Linked DNA regions of Homo sapiens: region 2 is linked to region 1. Evidence: chromatin contacts called from ENCODE Hi-C or POLR2A ChIA-PET data. All regions are on one chromosome and are shown on one strand. The core of a region is the stretch at or near the end of the contact, and the rest is flanking DNA. Distances in the headings are between cores, read along the strand shown.

What was found. A loop is a pair of places that touch in the nucleus more often than their neighbours do. ChIA-PET counts read pairs that join two places held with the same protein, here RNA polymerase II (POLR2A). Pooled maps may share reads with other maps.
Region 2: a map of gastrocnemius medialis shows a loop between it and region 1 (4-fold over the local background). The contact joins two enhancer-like sites. A Hi-C loop is called at or near these places in 17 of 168 maps with a recorded cell type or tissue (CD14-positive monocyte, CD4-positive, alpha-beta memory T cell, Right ventricle myocardium inferior and 12 more), 3 of 37 single-sample maps with no recorded cell type and 11 of 50 pooled maps. POLR2A ChIA-PET finds 5 or more read pairs at or near these places in 3 of 52 experiments (activated CD4-positive, alpha-beta T cell, activated T-cell and common myeloid progenitor, CD34-positive).

The regions. Positions count from the first base shown.
Region 1 is chr3:52,119,324-52,126,616 of GRCh38, forward strand. POC1A (POC1 centriolar protein A) reads right to left here. Exons shown (of 11, transcript NM_015426.5): 8 at 5,790-5,858; 9 at 3,056-3,154. Among named protein-coding and RNA genes, the nearest start is that of POC1A, 31 kb to the right of the region's middle. RefSeq lists an enhancer at 2,130-2,424. Within about 2 kb of position 3,953, at least 11 of the 41 ENCODE cell types and tissues checked have a DNase peak (open chromatin) inside an H3K27ac peak, as active enhancers do; they include CD14-positive monocyte, adrenal gland, gastrocnemius medialis and 1 more, where a contact is called at or near this core.
Region 2 is chr3:52,067,415-52,074,707 of GRCh38, forward strand. No RefSeq gene overlaps it. Among named protein-coding and RNA genes, the nearest start is that of LINC00696, 5.9 kb to the left of the region's middle. RefSeq lists enhancers at 523-1,116, 3,307-3,808. Within about 2 kb of position 3,414, at least 14 of the 41 ENCODE cell types and tissues checked have a DNase peak (open chromatin) inside an H3K27ac peak, as active enhancers do; they include CD14-positive monocyte, adrenal gland, gastrocnemius medialis and 1 more, where a contact is called at or near this core.

The DNA of each region.
Region 1 (7,293 bases), core at 2,703-5,202:
ACTTATTGCAGTGATTCTAAGCTGGGGACAATTCTGCCCACCAGAGGGACATTTGGCAGCATCAGAAGACTTTTTTTTTTTTTTTCCCAGAGACAGAGTCTCACTCTGTCATCCAAGCTGGAGTGCAGTGGTATGATCATAGTTCACGATAGCCTCCAACTCCTGGGCTCAAGTGATCTTTCCGCCTCAGCCTCCCAAGTGACTAGGACTACAGGGGAGTGCCACCATGCTCAACTAATTTTTAAATTTTTTTGTAGAGACGAGATCTTGCTGTGTTGACCAGGCTGGTCTTGAACTCCTAGGCACAAGCGATCCTCTAGTCTCAGCCTCTCAAAGTGCTGAGATTACAGGTGTGGGCCACCATGCCTGGCCTAGAAGACATTTTTGGTTGTCACAACTTGGGTTGGTGGGAGGGTGAAGATGCTACTGGCATCTAGTGAGTAAAGGCCAAGGATGCTGCTAAATATCCCACAATGCACAAAACAGCCCCCCACAGCAAAGAATGATCTGGCCCAAGATATCAATAGTGCTGAGGGTGAGAAACCCTGGGTTATTGGGAAGGCCAGTACATGGACAGTGCTGGAGGGACAGAGGCTCATCGGACTCACAAGCTCCTGAGACATGGCTGCAGTGCTCCTGGGCTCCCTATGGGGTTGAGTCACTCTGGCCAGCCATAGAACCAGTCCCCAGATACGGTCTCGGTGCCAGGGAAGCCCTTGGGCAAGAAGGGCGAGAGCACACTCATCAGCTTCCCTTCCTATCTCAGAAGAAAACCGAACTACTGAACAGTGTTATAAAAAGTAGCTCTCCTCAGTTTGGAAAGATGAAGATCTTCTGGAAATAGACGGTGATGGTTGCACAACACTGAGAATATATTTAATGCCACCAAATTGCACACTTAAAATGGTTAAAATGGTAAACTTTGTGTTATATATATATATGTATCACAATAAAACAAGGCAAAACAAACTAAAAACCTAGCTCTCCTCTTGGCCTGGGAGTCCTCAGATTAGAGAAGTCCTGAAGGTTGACACCACATGGCATGTGTGTGTCAGTGAAAGTGTGTCTGGAAGAGGACTTACATCCACTCAGGGTCTCAGAGGGGCTTATGACAAATAAGGAAAGAGGTCTGATCTGAACCAAGAATGATTTTAGGATTAACAAGTCACTTGGTGGGGGTCTCAAAGCTCTCATCAGAGCCTGCCTATGGGCGTATTCAGGTACTATGTGGAAATGTTGGTTTGGGAAGACCAGGTGTTTTGCCTGGGGCCACACATCCAGGGTTCAAACCCAGTTCTCTGACCCCAGGACCCACATCCTTTCCCCTATTTGAGGCCCACACAGTGAGGGCCAGTGGGCAGAGCTGTGACTACAACTCCAACGTGAGTCTGTAGATAGTATGGGAACAAGTGGTTGCTCTAAGCACTGCTGAGCTGTTCACCCACTCATGCCCCATCCTGCCATGCTGGGATCCCCCACCCACAGCTCTGGGAAGCAAAGGTGCTCCATACTCCATTGCTGAGCCAGGACCAAAGGAACAAGAAGCAATTCATCCAAGTTATTTTCCTAATAGCTACAAGAACATGGGATTCTCCCCCAGCTGGTAGATATTAACCACTCCCAAGCGGCAGATGTCAGGGCCCTCCCTTGAAATGGGGAAAAGCAGCCAGCAGTCCTCTGCCACCTGTAGTTTCTAGCTTTGCTCAGAGGCATCAGCCTGGTGGGCCCCCAGGTCCAGGCATCTGGGGAAGGTGACTAAGCCCCAGGTGTCTCATCTGTGAATTGAGCAGTATATTTACCCACTCATTCTGATGAGATAAGGAATAAACAGGGTAGCGAGCATAAAAGGCCTTGGCTATGGCTCACCAGAAGTGCCTAATAGAGAGGGATTCACAGGAAAGAGGGCAGGGACCTAGAGGTCTGCTGAGTCCCAGGGGGCCTCAACCCTGCAGTGTGAAATGCCTTTCTGGGTGGAAGATGAACTGGCAGCAAGCAGTGCATCATGCAGCCCAGTCATCCCCCAACAAACCCAAAAGCTGAAAACTGGCCACAGATTAGCAAGTACAGAGGACAGCCAAGAGACCAGCCAGGACAGCAACCCTTGTAAGAAAAACCATAAATCCCAACTGGGCCAATGCCTAGAGGCAGACCAGGACACAAAACGGGGGCATGTGTGTGTGTTGGGGTGGGGAGATGGAGGGTCTATCTGCTGCAGCCACAGAAGCCCCAGGATAGACTCAGGAGGCTTCCTAGTTCTATTCTGGGCCCCAGCCTTGACTCGCTGGAGGCCTTGGGCGAGCCGCTTCCTGTTGTTTGGGCCAGTATCCGTGTGGGGGAGGCCACACTCTCTGTATGGTCCAACGGAGAGACATCTAAAAAGCCTGTGGCCATAGGAGCTTAAAACCCTCAAGGTTCCACAACCTCGGCTTTAACATTTATTTCAGCCCAAGCTGAATATGACCTTATTTAATGAGACTGTATCAGTTATCAATTTTTTTCCCCAAATATTTATCAAAAATATTAACTATTTAAATTCAGGAACACTGAATATTCTTTTACGAACAGAGGTACTAAAAATGGTTTGTGGCTGAGGAACTTCCTCTCCATGGTTAGAAAAAAAAAGGGAGGGAAGTGAAAGCAACAGGGCTGGGCCTTTCCCACTTGTCCCAGCTGTGGCTTCAGGCCCTGAACCCTCTAGGAGCCCCACGTTTGGGTCCTGTGACCCAGGGTTCAGTATGGGACGGGTCCCTTGTCTCCTAAGGCCTCAATCAAACAGCACCATATGCCATGGCAACACGCTCCCACCAAATGGCACAGGCCTGGGGCACCCGGCAGCTTGCTGTAACAGCCTCTTTGTGTCTTATTCGTTCACTCTAGATGGAAAACAAAGCACCACAACTTCCAAAGTATTTGGTAAATGAGAAGATCTTGCTAGGGTCCCTTTCCCGAGACAGGCCTAAACCTCCTCCCTCACCGTCTCCAAGCCCAGAGCTGTTCACCATGACCTAGCCCACCAGAGTCACAGAGCTCAGGACATGCCTGCCAAGCCACTTACCAGATTCCCCATGGAGCTGGCCAGTGTGGCTGGGGGCCTCGGCACTTTCGTGACTTCTCCATGATCAACAATATCAAAGTTACTCTTCCAAACCATCACCTGCCAAAACCAACAGGCACACCAAGTCAGGAGAAGAAAATCCCCTTGCCAGTCCTTCACTGAGGAAATGGGCTCAGAGGCCATGCCCAAAGTTCTGAGCCATGGTGGGATAGTGGTCCCCACCTGACACCCCAACTCAATTCCGGGACCTACCCCACCTCCCTGGGGAGCAGGCTTTGTGGACAGGCCTCAAGAGGACCTGGATGTGACCAGGATGGACTACCACGGCGTGGCACCGCCAGGCCTTCGCACTTGCTGGTTCACCTCCCTAGGGTGTCACAGGCCCGAGCTTCATGGGGTTGGCTGCTTCGCAGGCTGAAGTGTCTGCTTCAACAGCACCACCTTCTCAGAGAGGCCTTCTGTGAATGTTTATCATAGCCCTCTATTTATTTCCTTCATAGCATCAGAGTAGGGAGTTATTTAATCCCCTTTTCATTGTTTATCATCTGCCTCTGAACTAAAATAGAAGTTCCTGCGGGCGGTGGCCTGGCCTGTTACACTGTGAGAAGTGGTTAACACATGGCCTCCAGGCCAGAACACTCCTTACTGAATGGCCTAAGGCAAGGGACTCAACCTTGTGCCTCAGTTCCTGCATCTGCGAGACTGGGATAAGCCTAGTTCCCATCTCATGGGGCTGCTGTGAGGCTCACAGGAGACAGCCTGGTGGACACGGGCACACAGGAAGTACTCAGCAACACACTCGTCATCCCAAGGCTAACTCAGCCATGAAAAACACATCCTATTCCAGGTGTCCTCCTATCAGCAGGACCATGTCCCTCGGTTCCTTGAACACAGCTGAGGGAGGCACCTGGCTGGGGAGCAAGAGCGCTCCCTGCTGGAGGCTGCTGGCCATGCATGACGGTGTGCTTCCAGGGCCACTTCCAGGATGGCTGGCTTGGGTGTCACAAGAGAACTGGGGAGTGTGTGGCCAGTGGTCACCTGAGGCCACAGAAAAACCACCGTATCCACACAAGATGAACACTCCATATGCCCTGGACACCATCCCTGTCTGTCAGGACGCAGCTGTGAGCCTCGTTCTTCAGGAGGCTCCTCACCACTGTCTGAGCAGCTCCACTGTTTCCTCTCCCAGATGGATGGCGTCTAGGGTCGTGCACATATCACCTTAGAAACAGAATGTTAGCACACACACACCCTTGTTTACAGGGTCTTCATGTCACTGCAAATCTAACTGCTGAATAAATTCCTAACAGTAGAGTGGCTATCATGAATGCAAATAGACAATGCCAATGTCACTCTGAAAAAGCTCAGAGTAGATATTAAACAGGAAGCCTGGGAGCTGATGGCAGCGCTGCTGGACCTACTTTCCACCAGGCTGCCTCTCCTACTATGTCATTTGATTCTACCATGACTCTATTTACTGTGTGAAGTTACCAGTTTCCCTGTCTTCTAAGCAATAAGCCAGGCTTCACGCTCAGGGAAGGCTCAGGAGTCACTTTTGCCTTCCTCCTCCCTCGTCTGCTAGAGCAGGACTGGTGCTGGTGTGGGAAGATGCCTGCTGTCTCTAACCCAGGCTGTGGTCAAAGAGCCTCCAACTACCCTCTGCCTTACTGGAAGAGACTCAACCAAAATTGGTAGATTTGGCTGAGACCAGGACTCGTATAGGCCAATAGGACTTTTCTAGGCTGAGCAGCCAGAACTAAGAGACTGGGCAGTAGTGGAATAAACATTCTCGGCCATCCATCAGGTCAACAGTGGCACAGAACAGCCACCCTTTCCTCCTTTCCTCATCAGGGGCTGTGGTTCTCTGGACAAGAGGACCATGCGGACACTGGAGAAAGACTGCTGATGGTTAGACTCTTCAGTGCTCCTGGCCTCCCCAGTGCCAGGGTCTGGACTAGGCCCCAGAAGCAGGGTGCCTGCCAGGAGACAGGTCATTGGTGGTTAGCAGTCAGGGCACAAGGCACCAGGGCTGACAGGCTGAAGCCTCAGAGCAGAGGGTGACAAGGTGGGATAGGACCTCTTCACAATGTCCTCTCTCTGCAGCCAAAAATACTGAAAATGCTGACCCCTCAAACAGTGTCCAAGGGGGCTGGGAGCAAAGAGCAGCAGATGACAGAGCAGAGGCTCCCAGGGCAGGAGAATGACTCTGAAGTGAGACAGGCCCCAGTACCTGCCCCAGCTCTAGCATCTGCTGGGACTTAGTTTCCTCATCTACCGCACGGGGAGATCAGAGGGCCTCATCTCCCACATGGAGATGTCACGAGAATTAAATGAGGTATGAAGCTCTTGTCACATTGGCCATATTCCCAGGCCTAAAGTAAGATCATATTAATAATAATCATTATCTATTTATTTGGAATCAGGAAAATAACTAAAAAACCAACTTTTCACGACAACCATAGCCCAGCCTCCTTCCACTAAGCGCTAGCCTGAGCAGTGAGGATTCTGAGATGCAGCCATGAGGTCGGCACCTGCAGGAGGCCCATTCTGGAGTGGCAAGGCCCCTGGATCTGGGCAACCCCACCCCAAGCGCCATCAGGGCCTTTTTAGTCGCTGAAAGCCACCAAGGAAGCTGGCGAAACCCAGCCCATCCCCCAAACACCCTGTTTGGTTCTGAGCAGAAATCAGCTCAGATTCCCTTCTTCACCATTCCATTCGACTACTCTTTACTTACTTGTTCATCAGAGCCTCCAGAAGCAAAATACTCCCCCGTTCTTGAAAAGGCAACAGTGGTGGCTGGTCCCTGGCAGAACAAACAAAAAATAACACACATCAAAGGTCATTCTCCATTCTAAATGCACAGGAAGAAAACGAGACGTTCTTGAATGAAAGCAGCAGCAGGATAAAGGACCGAGAGCCCACTCAGCCCACAGTCCTCCGTAACCTGTAGCCCAGGAGCCTGCCTGCAGCCAGGTGCAAGCACCACCGCTCAGGCTTCTGTTCCTGAGCACTACAACAGGGACAAGTCCAGGCTATGAGAATGTGGGTGACAGAGATGAGTGAATGGGACAGTCTGCACTGGCAGCCCTCCAGGGCTGGCCTCATTGTCCCCACTTTCCCAGTAAGAAACCACAGGTCAGAGAGATGCACTGAGTCACCCCAGCCACAGCACTGAGACCAGAACTTGGTCCCTTTGACCCAGACCAACCCTAACACCCAACATCTCCCCAACACTGCACAGTTGCTGACCAGAGAAATAGGGATCTCCAAGGAAGAGCCAATGGCTCAAGCAGACAGGGCATAGTTCAAGGCACAGGTGACAGGAAGGAGGTTTCCAAAGGTGCTTGGGCAGCAGAGCAATGTGACACGTCTCTCTAATGTGCATTCACTTTTCTTATGTTCAGGCCATGGGTAGTGATGTGCCCACTCTGGCTTCCCAGATGTTGAAGGTCTGCGTGACCATCTGAAGGGGAATGCCAGGCACACGCCAGGCCGCACTCCAAGGGCTGGAGAGCAGTCCAGGGCGGGGGAGATGGGGGATGCATGATCTCCTAGCAAAGGAGGGTTCTTCCCCACATACCTAAAATCCATCCCAGAAAGGTGCTCAGAGTAAGGATCTGTTTAGCTACGACACCATGACCACAGCCACCACCATCTCTTCCTCCCAGTCGAACTTTTACTGTGGCCAGTACCTGGTATTCCCAAGCAAAATCAGATAAAAGAGGTTCTCTCCTAGAAGACAGCACAGCCACTGTCACCAAGTCCACCTCAGTCCCCCCAGACCAGTGCAGGGAGCGGCAAGAGCCCCAACTGCCCATGAGATGGGCTCTGGCAGCACATCTACAGCTGACTCATCAATGAGAGGAACATTGGGAGGCGCCTTCCACTTAATGCCAGAAAAGACCAGCCAAGTTCTGGGAGGGAAAAGGGACCTCGAGGCCATGGAGGAAGGCAGCTTTTGTCTCCCAGAGAGACAGGCAGGTTGAGAGGTGCCATTCAGCCTCAGACACACTGGACAGCAGGGAGTATGCCCACCCATGCTTCCAGAGTCCACCTTCGGCTCTTCCTCTCAGAGGTGCTCATAACACCTCTGACGAAAAAAGCAAGTACAACACTGGTGAACACCGAGCACTCAGGCGCTCAGAGCACAGCACCTGCATTTACCCACTGAATCCTGAAAGGACAGTCTGTGCGGTGACCCTTTGCCTTAGTCCACTTCTGTTGCTATAATGGAATAT
Region 2 (7,293 bases), core at 2,164-4,663, 52 kb before region 1:
GCTGTCACCCCCATCAATTCCTACCCTTTGCTCAGACCCAGCAGGTAACAATTCCTGATGGGACACTCAGGGAGCTTTTCCTGTTGTGGGATTTTGACCCATCCTTACTGCCTCCTCACTGTTCTTTCTGTACCATTTTCTAAAGTGGGTTCTGTAGAATCCCAGGCCTGCCAGGTATGCTGCAATAAAAAGGACCATGTGGTCAAATGTCTGGAAACACCATGAACTCTATGGCCCAGTGGCTGCACTGCATGGGAGTGTATTAAAGGCTCTGACAATCCTTCAGGGAAGTGGTTGTCTTTACTTTGTTCATCCTGGCATTTCCCAAATCCTGGTGACAATAGCACCAGTTTGTTTTGCATAACCTCCGCTAACAGCCCATGGAACCGGGCCTTCACTGTGTCCTCCAGGGAGGATGTGGAACTCTGTTGCCTGGTGGCTGTTCTACGTACCATATTCTCTTCCCTGGACTTCCCTTCCCATTTTTCAGATGGAAAGCTGAGGGCCATCGAGTTCATCACTCAGAACCCCATACCCTTGGGCCTGCTCAAGTGGCCCTGGGATCTGCTTTTCACACACAGGTCCAGCTGCCCCGGTGGGATCAGAAACCACCCTGGCCCAGCTGCTGGGGCTAAGATGTCTCACCAGGCGCCGGGACGTGGCTGGAGAGGAGAGCAGTGAGATGAGCTGGCCGCCAGGCCATGCTTCCTCCACCGGCACCGGCTGGCTCCTTGTGCTTTCCAGCCTGTAACTGCACAGGGCCAGACAGGGGCCAGATGTGGGGAAGCCGCTGTGGCTCAGCATGGGGGCTGCGGACAGGGCCCCCTCCCCAAGCCTGGGCCAGAGTTGGGTTACGAGCCCTGAGGGTCTCCTAATGAGTTCCACATGCTAGTGGATGCCTCAGAGAGGAAATGGGAAGGGGCTGGGGAGGGGAGAGGGGGCCTGAGAGGGAATTGGAAACATGTGTTTGTGGAGGAGGAGGAAGAAAGGCAGGAGGAAGGGAGAGGGAGGAAGGGAGCAGGAGGTGGGAGGAGAAGACTTTATCCCCAGGCGTTCTGGTGCTCATCCCCAGCGAGGTTGGCTGCCAGGCACACAGGCCCCTGCAGGAGGCCCCCAGGCCAGTGGTCTGCTGCGGGAGTGGTGGGAGAGGCCCCTTAGAGGCCCACTCCTCTCCTTCAGACAGAAAAAGCCCAAATCCCTGGCTCTGCTTGGCTGGGGTTCGGAGCCACTAGCCGGGGCAGGATAGAACTAGGTGGGTGGGAGGGTCTGTGGGGGCATGAGAAAGCCACCCCACATCTCATCGGCCAGCCAACAGTGAGATGCACATTTGAATCCAGCCCAGCCACCTGCACCCTACGCGAGAGGCCATGGTGCCTCGAGGCCACCGATCCCTCCAGCCCTGACACCACCTCTGCCTCTCTGAGCCAGCAACCGGCAGAGAGGCGGCCCCACTCTCGCACCCTGTCCTATAGGGCTGGGCGAGGCACCTGGCTTGGCCTGGTGGTTGGAAGCCTCAGTAGGAAAAGGCTGTGCAGGAGTCACGCGGGCACGTGGGGTGGGGTATCCAGTGAGCAAGACCCATGGCAGTTACTGAGCAAAGTCCAAGGGCCTTACAGGGCACAATGGCTCCCACTCCCAGGAGCCCTGATTGAGCCCCAGGTTGGCCCAGCCGAGCAGCTGAGGCTGATCCTGGAGTGGGCCTTGTAGCCAGCTGGTAATCCGCTCCCATTCCCACCCATCTCCCTGGGCCACCGATTGCAGCCCAGCAGGGACAGTGCCAGCTCTTAGTGCTTTGTGTGTATTGTCTCAGCAAGTCTTCCCAGCAGTCTTATGGGGTCACTTTTGCTCTTACCCCATGTTATAGATGAGGAGGCCGAGGCACAGAGAGGTGAAGTCAGAGTATTCCCAGCAGCAGGAACAGCAGGTGCAAAGGCCCTGGGGCTGGAATGTGCCTGGTGTGTCCAAGGAACAGTGAGAAGGCAGGTGTGGCTAGAGAAGAATGAGGGGAGGGGGGCAAGAGACAGGGGGTAGAGGTGGGCAAAACCGAGCAGGCCTCATGTGTGGGGAGCACTCCTGTGGCCTGTACTTGGAGGAGGCTGGGAACTGCTTGCGAGGTTGTGCAGTGATGGCATGAGCTCTTTTACACGTGTTCTTACTTTTTACTCTTGCATCTCAGCAGACTGGCTACTGTGTTGAGAACAGATGGGGTGGGCTGGGGGCAGAAGTGGGAGACAAGGTAGGAAGTGAGCAGGCAACATCTCAGCAGGTCTTGGCTCCTTGAGGGTCTCGCTCCAGATGGCCTAAGAGGTGGGGAGGCCTGAAGGTGGGGCGGCTGGAGGTATGCTCACCTGACCTGTCCCAGCCTGAGGCTTCCATCCCCCACCAGAGGGGACCATGGAACTGAGACTCCCCTAAACCAGAGGCATTTATCCCCAACAGGAGATTTTGGGATACCTCTCAAAGGGCCACGGTGGGGCTTCACAGTGGCCCTATTCCTGGACACACTGTAATTACCTGGGGAGCTGGACCCAACCCCAAGAAGCAGAGGCAGTCCTGGGAGCACAGGTCAGCTTCACAGTTTCAGCCAAGGCGGCTCAGGGCAGCAGCCTAGATATGGGCCATTGCTGGCCTCTGCAACAGAAAGTACCTTCTGTTTCCAGTTAGCAGGCGCATGAGTGCTGCTGCCTGGAGGGCCAGGGAGGACTAATTACATTGCTTCTCTTGCTTCAAGTTTCAGAGGCTTCTGAGGAACAAATCCAGGCGCAAGTTGTCTTAGGAGGGAGGTTCTGGGACCTGAGCTGGGGTGGAGAGGGGGGATGTGATGGCCCTAGAGAGCATGGCTAGCACTCCCATTCCAACCTTGGGCACGAGGACATGTCTTTGGGGTGGCTGTGGCTGGGGTCAGAGTTTGAGGGGCCCAGTGTAGAGGTGGCGTGGGCACCATGGGAACTTCTGAGGGAGCTGGATGGTTCTAGAGAGAACTTCCAGGTCAAGGCAAGGACCCTGCCCAAGCCTAGCCAGGGAGGGCAGAGGTCTGGAAGAAGATACCAGGTGGGTAGGGCATCTGCAGGGCACATATGGCCTCAGACAGGCTGGAGACCAAGACGACATGGGCTGGATAAATGTGGGCCCAGGTGCTCAGGCCGCCCATGTCTCTGAAGTCAGTCCTGACTTCAAAGTTGAGTCCAGATGCCAAGCTGGGAAGCATGGAGACGGACAAGGGCTGGCGTCAGTATGTGTGGCTGAGTGACACTGCTCAGCATGGGCCTTGGCTTCTGCAGGCCAGGCCTCTGCCCACTGGGTACCCACAAAAGATGCCAAAGTCCCACTTTCAGGAACACACGCTGGTGCCTAAAAGAGAAGCCTAGGGCTGAGAAAAGGAAGCTGTAGCAAGATATCACTTCCTTTCCTGCCAATGTTCCTCGTACCAGCATTCCGATTTCTCATGGGTGGCAGGAGAGAGCCGGCAGGGGCAGAAGTGTCTGCCGCAAGCAGCACTCCAGGCGGACAGGGCTCTAGATGGCCTCACCTAAAGTGAAAACAACTACTGGCCTTGCTCTATAAATAGGTTCTTGGGAGAGTGTTTCCACACGGGTAGCTCCTGGCAGGAGGAGAGGTTGGCACGGGATGCGCTTCCTAATGACTTTCCTGCAGGCTCTATGGGCTGGCTTCAGCCTCGTCTTGAGCATGGCCGTGGGGGCCCCATGGGTCACGGAGGCAGGGTGAATCTTCTAGGGAGGCACTCCCCACAGTGGCCGAGCGAGAGAACCCAGGGTGCCAGGGCGGCCTGGCTGGGGCAGGCTGAGCCTACCAGGCAATGGGAAGAGGCCCTGTTCCAGGACGGCAATGCTCACAGGAAGTGGAGCCATGCCCCAGGGCACCAGGACCTCCTGGCCTGCCACCGCTGCCTTAGCACGTGTGGTTTCCTCAGCAGCCTGGGCGGGCAGAACAGGGGTGGTAAGGAGAGAACCCCCAAGGGTTCTCTAGGGAGATTCTGCTCCCCCTTAAATGACCACACACCAATTAAATTTGGAGCCATCAGGGGCCCATCTCAAGCAAATCATTTCGGAAATGAGGTTAATGACAGGGCACTGGGGTGACAGGACCAGTGTGACTCACCATGCCCTCGCTTATTCAGTGGGCTGGACTTCCAGGATTCGGGGCAATCACAAACACCCACCCTCAAGCCTGTGCTCTCCCCAGAGGTGGCCTTAGTGACAGCAGAAGAGATAGCCTTAGAGTGCTTGCCTTCTCGGGTGGGGAGGGGCCCAATCCCTTCTCACCACCGGGGACACCCATGGCAGGGGCCATGGGATCAGGAGATGAGAACTCTAGCTGCCTAACATTACAAAGCCAGAGGGACCCTGGGACCACGAGCCCCCCCACCATCCCCACTGGCACATGGGGCCAAGTTTCAGGGAAGGGGCCTGACTCGCCAGGCCAGTGGTGGGATAACACCAATGGTCACACACTAACCGCACTTAACTTGCACCAGCCACTGTAGTGAGTGCCCAATGACACAAGCACTATTGTATAGAGGCCCAAAAAGGTCACAGAACTAGTCGGAGAGAGCGAGGGTTTGGACCTGGGCCATGGGTTGGGGGCCTCCTGACCTCACCACTTTGCCCTTGCCCCACAGAGCACCCCCCCGCCCACCCACCACTGAGAAGTCATGATGCTGTGGCAATCAAATCACAGGACAGAAGGCCAAGGACTGTGCTGGGTGGCAGGATGGCAGAGTTCCCACAGCAGGCTGGCATGTGCTACCTGAGTCTCTGAAGTGGGTGACTAGGTGGCCACAAGCCTGTGGCAACCCCTCGACACAGCCTGTCAGGCGCTCCCAGGGTGTGGTGACTTGGGTGAGAGGCGGAAAGCCTTGCCACAGGCCGGGGCTGGACTTGATGGCTTCTACCTGCAAGCTGCCTGCCTTGGTCATCTCAGCCACCTCTCAGCTTCTCCAGCAGGAAGTGCAGGTTTATCCCAGGAACCCACAGAAACTGGACAATGGTAGGCAGCAGGCTGCAGTTTAAATCACAGACATCTATTCTTTTATTTCACATTGGGAAAATTAGGGCATGAAGGCGCTGGGGAGGCAAACGATGGGGAATTGCTGCTGATATGCACTTACTGACAAAAATGCTAAACTAACTTCATCTTCCTAACACAAAAGAGATTCCTGCAATTTGGTTTCTGAGAGCTCAGTTACCAAATCCAAAATTAGGAGAGATGACGGCTGAGCCGAGCCATTTGCATTTCCAGAAGGGCTGCTTTTGTGCTTGGCAGCAAGAGTGGGGGATCAGTAGCAGCCCCAGCTACAGGGAGCCATCGGGTAGGGCTGGCAGAGCGTCGCTTAGGGAGATTCTGCAAGAAAGCTCCATCATGTGGCCCCCACACCTCGCCAAGCCACCTCAAGCCCACCCAGGCCCCACACTCCTTGCTGCCTGTGAGGGCCCTACACTCCCAGGCAGTGTGGTGTGTAGCTCAGGGGGCCTGCAGCATCTCCACGGGGAGGGGGTGAGGGTACAGAACTGAGGCTAGAGGGACAATGCCCACAGCAGTCACAGCTGCCTAGGACCCCGTTTCCCTCCCACCAGATTCTCACTCAGAGCAGTGAGGTCCTGAGTCAAGCCTCGCATGAGCAAGAAAAGGAACTCAAGAAGAACTCAGGCCCCAGGTGAGAGCCTTGGCACCCACCCCACCCCCAGCTCTGCCCTCAGCATGGTGATACACATTGACCCCCTGGCTTGGTGGAGGCAGTCTCTGTCCTGTTTTGTTTTTGTTGTTTGTTTTTGAGACGGAGATTTGCTCTGTCCCCCAGGCTGGAGTGCAGTGGCATGATCTCGGCTCACTGCAACCTCCGCCTCCTGGGTTCAAGCAATTCTCCTGCCTCAGCCTTCTGAGTAGCTGGGATTACAGGCGTGAGCCACCATGCCCGGCTAATTTTTGTATTTTTAGTAGAGACGGGGTTTCTCCATGTTGGCCAGGCTGGTCTTGAACTCCTGGCCTCAAGTGATCCTCCCGCCTCGGCCTCCCAAAGTGCTGGGATTACAGGCGTGAGCCACCGCACCTGGCCTGTGCTGTTTTAAAGAGCAGCATTCCAAGAAGAACATCCTGCCTACAAATTCCAGGTCTGGCTGGTGGCTCCATCAAGGGAGGGGTGTGGGCGTGGACACCCAGACCACTCTAGCAGAGCCCTCTGACAGTCCATGGGGCTTGAGCGTGGGCCTATCCAAGCTTGGCGCTGGCGCTGGCTCTGGCCTGTCTCTATCTGGACAGCCCACGTCAGGCTGTCCCAGGACACGCCGATATCATACTACAAGAAGTGTGTGGGAGTGAGTCCTTCCTCCTGACCCCTTACATCTAGTAACCAGTGGAGCTTCCACTGGCAGTCAACAATCAGGGACAAATACCACACCACTACCCCTAAGACCACCTCCTGCAACTCCACATGTCCTCCAGCAGAGAAAGGTGGATTTCATAGAGATTCCAAACTCGATCCTGGTGTAAACTGAAGACAGGGGTGATGGCAACCTCGGTCTGGCCTGAGAGCAAGACCTGCCACACAACGCCTTGGAGACCCTGCACATGTCCTGCTGCCCCCAGAGGGGCCGTCATCTGTCTCTGGAGATGACCTTGCCCTGGGCTGGTTGCTCAAATCATCAGAATCTCCACCCATGGTAGGTCCAAGCCCAGGTCCGGAAGCCACAACAGGCAGCCCAGTGCTGGTCTGGTGGCAGGAGGGCTGGCATGGGAGGGAACCGACACGGCTGGCCCCATAAGTTGCACCTCCTCTTAGCAGGCTGACCTGCAGTTGCCCAGACTCTACTTCAAAGCCTCCTGAGGTAGCCAAGAGACTTACCTGCCAGCATGGACCAGCAGGCCTGCCAGGCTCGTCCACACACCGGCAGGGCCACGTGGGAAAAGTGCGGCAGGTCCCAGCAGCTGCCAGAGCACCCTGAGCCCGCAGCTTCTTCCCATCGACAGTGCAGGGGGAGGATGGTGTTGAGAGCAGACCCTGTAGATCCAGTGGGACTGGTGGGGATGGGGAGTCCCACTGGGGGACTGATGGGGGATGGGCTTCTCTTGAGCACCTGCTCTGCACTGAGCACAGTGCATTGCTTACCTTGTCACCAGAGGAGGGTATCACAACCACTTCACACAATAAGAACCCAAGATTCAGAGAGGTTAGGTCACAATGTTGAGGTCACACAGCTGGCAACAGGCAGCTCCCTCCCCACCCAGTGTAGGCCAGAGAAAGCGTCCCGTCATCAGGACTCAACACAGCTGCCCTCT